2 separate regions of the Mus musculus genome follow, and region 1 is linked to region 2. Evidence: chromatin contacts called from ENCODE Hi-C or POLR2A ChIA-PET data. All regions are on one chromosome and are shown on one strand. Each heading gives the region's core, a stretch centred on a gene start or an enhancer-like site at or near the end of the contact. The rest is flanking DNA. Distances are from core to core; before and after follow the strand shown.

What was found. Hi-C counts contacts between places; a loop is a spot of excess contacts on that map. ChIA-PET counts read pairs that join two places held with the same protein, here RNA polymerase II (POLR2A).
Region 1: POLR2A ChIA-PET joins it to region 2 with 24 read pairs in embryonic stem cell. The contact joins the enhancer-like site here to the promoter of Peak1 in region 2. A Hi-C loop is called at or near these places in 1 of 37 maps with a recorded cell type or tissue (gastrocnemius). POLR2A ChIA-PET finds 5 or more read pairs at or near these places in 4 of 5 experiments (Patski and embryonic stem cell).

The regions. Positions count from the first base shown.
Region 1 is chr9:56,532,657-56,535,356 of GRCm38, forward strand. No RefSeq gene overlaps it. Among named protein-coding and RNA genes, the nearest start is that of Gm31529, 46 kb to the right of the region's middle. Within about 2 kb of position 1,380, at least 1 of the 3 ENCODE cell types and tissues checked has a DNase peak (open chromatin) inside an H3K27ac peak, as active enhancers do.
Region 2 is chr9:56,416,752-56,419,451 of GRCm38, forward strand. Peak1 (pseudopodium-enriched atypical kinase 1) reads right to left here and starts at 1,299. Exons shown (of 7, transcript NM_172924.3): 1 at 1,190-1,299. Hmg20a (high mobility group 20A) reads left to right here and starts at 1,868. Exons shown (of 10, transcript NM_025812.3): 1 at 1,868-2,180.

The DNA.
Region 1 (2,700 bases), core at 130-2,629, 120 kb after region 2:
CTGACTCTCAACCCAGACAGCCCTGTTGATGGGGGAGTTCAACATGATCCTTCATATGAATCTATTCATCTGGACAGGTGTGCATAGAGAGATGGAGAGAGGAGCCTGGCCACAGAGCTACCCTCTGCCTCTGGCCTGTGCTTACCAGGCCAGCCTTCCCGCTCCAGGCCTGGGTTCTGAACCCTGTGACTGCCCACAGATTCTGCTTTTGAGTGGCTGACCTGGAAAATGCTTCCAGTCACCTTAGCTACAGAGAGACACACATGGAGGTGAATAAAGGCAGATAAAGCCAGAGATAAAGGATGGAGCTCTTCACTTGGGGGAGACCTTAGACTAAGAAAGACTGGGCCAGTGAGAAGTCTCAGTGGGTAAAGGAACTTGTCCCCAAGTCTGATGACCTGAATTAGAACCCTGGGAACAGGTGGTAGAAGGAGAGAACTCCCCCAAGTTGTCCTTCAAACTCTACATGTGCATGTGCATAGAACACACACACATTCAAAAAGTAAAATATAAAAAACAAAACAAACCAACTAGACAAACAAACAAAAAAACCCACCAAGGAGCTGGAAGGATGGCTGAGTGCTTGAGAGCACAGGATCCTCTTCTAGGCTCAGTTCCCAGCACCCGCGTGGCAGCTCACACCTGCTGTAACTCCAGCTCCAGAGCTTCTGACACCTCACACAGACACACAAGCAGCCAAACACCGATGAACATAAAATAAGAATAAGTTTTATATACAGCAGATGATAGTGGCACACACCTTTAATCCCAGCACTTGGAAGACAGAGAGGTAGGAGGGTCTATTCCTATGAGTTCAAGGCCAGCCTGGTCTATAGAGCAAGTTCTAGGATGGCCAGGGCTGTTACACAGGAAAACCATGTTTTGAAAAAGAAGAGAAGGAGGAGGAGGAGGAGGAGGAGGAGGAGGAGGAGGAGGAGGAGGAAGAAGAAGAAAGAAGAAGAGGAAAGTGGGGGGAGGGGAGGGGAGGGGAGGGGAGGGGAGGGGAGGGGAGGGGAGGGGAGGGAAGGGAAGGGAAGGGAAGGGAAGGGAAGAAACATCAAAATTTTTGTTGTCTTGTTTTTTTAGATAGGATCTCACTATGTAACCCTACCTGTGGCATGGAACTCAGTTGCTATATCAACTAGGCTGGCCTTGAACTAACAAAGATACACCCTGTCGCTACTTTGAAAGTGCTTACTATAATAAAGTTTGTTTCAAATGAATAAATAGAAAGACCATAAAAAAACAGCAGCTGCCTAGTATTTGCTGGGGGAGAGCAGTGAGGACAATGGGGAAGGGCAAGCCTGCAAACGGGCTCCCGATGCTGTGCCCGCTGGTGTTTTCTTTGTAGGAAACAGAACACGTCCTCTGGTCTGAGTGGGAAGACAGAGGCAGGAAGCAGATGGCTGTCCCTCAGGGCCCAGGGCCAGCCTAGACGGGCTGCCTTCCCAGAACAGCTCTATGATGGACCCAGGGCCTCTAGGTCTTGGGGATGTGGCTTTCGGTTTACTTTCTGCCTTGTTTCTGTGGGCACTGTGCGAACTGGCCTGTGTGGGCCCTGCAACTTAAGGCCGGGAGCCACAGCGCCTCCCTTGACTTCCTGTGGGTCTGCCTCAATGCACCAGCTACTGTTGGAGTGCACTGTCCTAGGGTAGCCAGGTGGCCAGGGTGCCAGCAACCTTCTAGTCTGGACTCTTCATGTCGAATTGCACAGATGGAGAAACTGAGACAGAGACTGCAGTTAATTGTGCCAGGCCCTTCCTAGCCAGTGGTAGTGACAAAACTGGGCCAAGGTACCTGGTTCCCACTCAAGACTAACAATGTACCTCAAGTCCCTTGTTCCTCTGGGCTTCCCTGAGCTGGGGTAGACTTCGGAGACCCTGGGCCTCAAGTTTTCCAGGATTTCTCTCTGGACTGAAGTAGGAAGAGTGAGCAGAAAGGGGCGTGGCCTTTCTCCACTCTGGCCTGTTCTGCCTGCGCTCCTTTAGCCCAGAAGCACCTGACCCAGTGATGAGAGGCCCCCAGGCTCCTCCACAAGCCAGCTCGGTTGCACTCAGCTGGGAATCAACCTTGGCTTTGAAGTCCACTGCTGGCCAATAGAGCCGCCGCTAGAAAGCCATGCCAGTTCTCCATCTTCATCTGTGAAATGGGCTCCTAACACCCTTGATCTGACCGACAGGGGGAGCTATGCCATCCACTTGCCCAAACTGCGGCTGAGAGGGGCCAGAATCCTGACTTCTCTGGAGAGACGTAGGGAGCAGCAGCCAACAGGGGTATTGAGTGTCTGTGCTCTCTAGGAAAAGCTGGGTGTGGGTGGTCTGGCTGGTGGCCCCACATTGCAAGACCCACCCAATCACGGGTCTTCATAGGGACTGCCCAGATTTTTAACCATCTACAGGACAAAGGAAATAACAGGTCCTCACATGACCGGCTTTGTGAATGGTGGGAGGGGCCTTAATTTATCAATCTTCCCAGTCAGTCCACACCCACAGTTTAACGGCTTGCTTTCTTCCTTCCTTCCTTCCTTTCTTTCTTCCTTCCTTTCTTTCTTTCTTTCTTTCTTTCTTTCTTTCTTTCTTTCTTTCTTTCTTTCTTTCTGGCCAATGACAAATAAATGGGGAGGGGGTGGGGGGTGTTTCTGTCACTGTCCCCAGCAAGATTTGTCCCCTTGTTCCCTAGTCTGCCTCTTTAAGTAGCTTA
Region 2 (2,700 bases), core at 49-2,548:
GGTAGATAAAGGGAGGACAGTGTGGCTGAAAAAAAAAAAGAGAAAGAAAGAAAAGAAAGAGAAAGAAAGAAAAAGATCAAGTCAACAGATAGGCCACCAAACAGAATACTCAAAGCAATTCCGACTCAGGTGAAAAAGCAGTTCATGCACATCATCCAGTGGCTTAAAAATAGTCTTTTATGTAAGTCACCAAGTATTTAATTGAGAGTGTACTCTTACCACATTCAACAGAGGCAAAGAAAAATGTACTGGGTTTTCTATAGTAAGGCCAATAAAGATGAAATCATAGTTTTCCTCTAACTCATCTCTATCCTTCAACACCAGCCATCCAATAACTCCATTCCACAGCTCTGGTTCCTCAATTTGGGTCCTTAAAAACTGGACTGCAGACATGGGGCCTGGGGGAGGGGGACTGGAGGGCGGACTACTCTTTGATATTGCTCTCAGCAGTCCTTAATGAAGTCCAAGAACAAAATCAAGCTCTCCAACAAATGGAGCATAAGATGGGGGATAACGAGAAGGGGACCCAATTCAGATGGGTAGTCCTCTTCGAAGGAGGAAAGGAAATTGGCAAGAACCCATAAGCCAAAGGGCAAAGAAAAACAAATGTCTAACCCAGCCTCTCAAAATCCCAAACCCCTAAGCAACCTAGGAAGCCTGCGCACATTAGGGGCTCCCTGGCCAGAGCGTAAAGTGAGCAGGCACAGAGCCACCGGTTCCGTCCTGACTGCTGAGGCAAGGCTGAGCCTGATCCTCCAAAGTCTGGGAGTGAGGCGACCATACAGACTAGGCAGAAGCCCTTCTTGCCCCAGCCTCCACATCTCCAGCTCCTCTAAGGCTTCACTTTCCCCTGGAGCCTCGCAGCCCAGCCCCGGGAAGTCCCTAGCCGCCAGGTTCCAACTTTCCCTCCTCTGGGGGGCGCCGCGCTCCCGGGACCATCGCAGCCAGGGTAACGAGGCCTGGGCCGGTGGGGGGCATGAGAGGGCTCGCGGCGCCCGCGGGGCGCGTGGGTGGCCGGGGCACTGCAGCCCGCGCCCCGCAGGACGCACGGGCTGCCGAGCCCCTGCGGCGCCACCCAGTCCCGATCCCCCCTAGGTCCGCGTCCTCACCTCTCGGCGACCCTGGCCCCATAAGCCAGCGCGTGTGGGAAAGGGACCGGAGGGTACGTGGGCAACCCTGCCCCCGTTACCTGAGGGGAGCACAAGCCGTTGCGATATTCAGCATTGCCTCCTGTCCCGTCCCCTTTCTGGTGATCGCGGCCGCCTCCACCGAGCAACTGACACAACTAACTAACTACTCGCGGCCGCGGAGTCCACAGCGCGCTCCCGGCCGCTCTCCGTCCGCCCAGCCCACCAGTCCGCTCGCTCCTCCCAACCCTGCACGCCGCCCCGCCGCGCGCACCCTTGCCGCTTCACTTCTTCAGACCGCGCGCGCTCGCCCGCGCGTGCCCGCACCAAACCTCGGCGGTCTCCGAGCTCTACTCTCAGCCCCATGGGAGGAGTTGACAAGAGGCCACGCCTCCCTGAGTGCCAATATCCGGAGAACACGAGCTAGAGAAAGTCTGATTGGCTGAGGGGTGGAGCCAAAGCCAGGGGGCGGGGCGGCAGGGACCTTGAGTCCATGTGACGGGGAATTTGGGTTCAATTAAACGCCAGTGGAAAGAAACAGCGCAGATTTGGATTTTTTTCGGGGCCGAATCACCTTAAGTCAGCCATTCGTCTAGTACAGAATAACTATCCTCTAAGAGTCCAGTATACAGTAATTAAAATTTAAGTCCCACTATTTTTTGAGAGCCTTAGCAATGAAAATGAAAACTACATTTCCCAAGAACCTTCGCGAAAGTGTGTCTCACCTTGCGTGGTCACGTAGTCCTTCGCCGCATTGGGCAAAATAATCCCTTCATTTCTCTGAAAGTATCGGGTATAACATTTCACGTCTCTCCTCAACGGAACAATTCTCAGTATTACCACGTTAAAAGAAGTTACCTATCTGGAGGTGACTAAGTGATTAGGTAAAGAGTAAGAAAAGACACCAAAATAAAGTACTGCGGAGGAATTTCTGTCAAGCTGTGAGACGACGGAGTGAAGAGTGAAGGCGATTGCGAGGGGCTGAGGGAATTGTCCTCTGTGCAAGGGACTTTCATTAGTCCCCAGGCCCCTGCCTGCTCCTGCCGTCAGCAGGTTAGTAAGCAAGACGAGCATGGGGGTGGCAACAGTCGAGATGTCCTTCCCCCTTTGAAGATCATCCTTCTTTTGCTGCTGCTGTTATTGGTTTGTCTTGGTTTAAGGCCCACTGAATGGGGGCGCCTCACTTCCGGTTGGGGGAAGGGAGACATGCTGTCATAGGGGAGGGGGAACTGTAACTCACTTCCTGTGGGGGTAGGATGATGTTTGGGGGGTGTCCAAGCCACTTCCCGTGTTGATGAGAGCCAGAAAAGGTGTTGGTTTGTGCCATTCTCAGAGAGAGTTCCTACAGCCTTGGGGTTGTATTTTCACGTCACAAGTTCGGTTATTTCCCCAAATTATGATAATCACCAGGCCACGATCAGAATTTATGTATTTTGTTTCTGTGTGTAAATTGGAAAATCTCTCCCCAGCAAGATTGTCTTAATGCTGTCTCCAAAGAATTTTAAACACCTTGTTAAAATTCTCTGCAAGATTACATACTTTGTTATGTGACTTGTGAATTGCCCACCCTTGC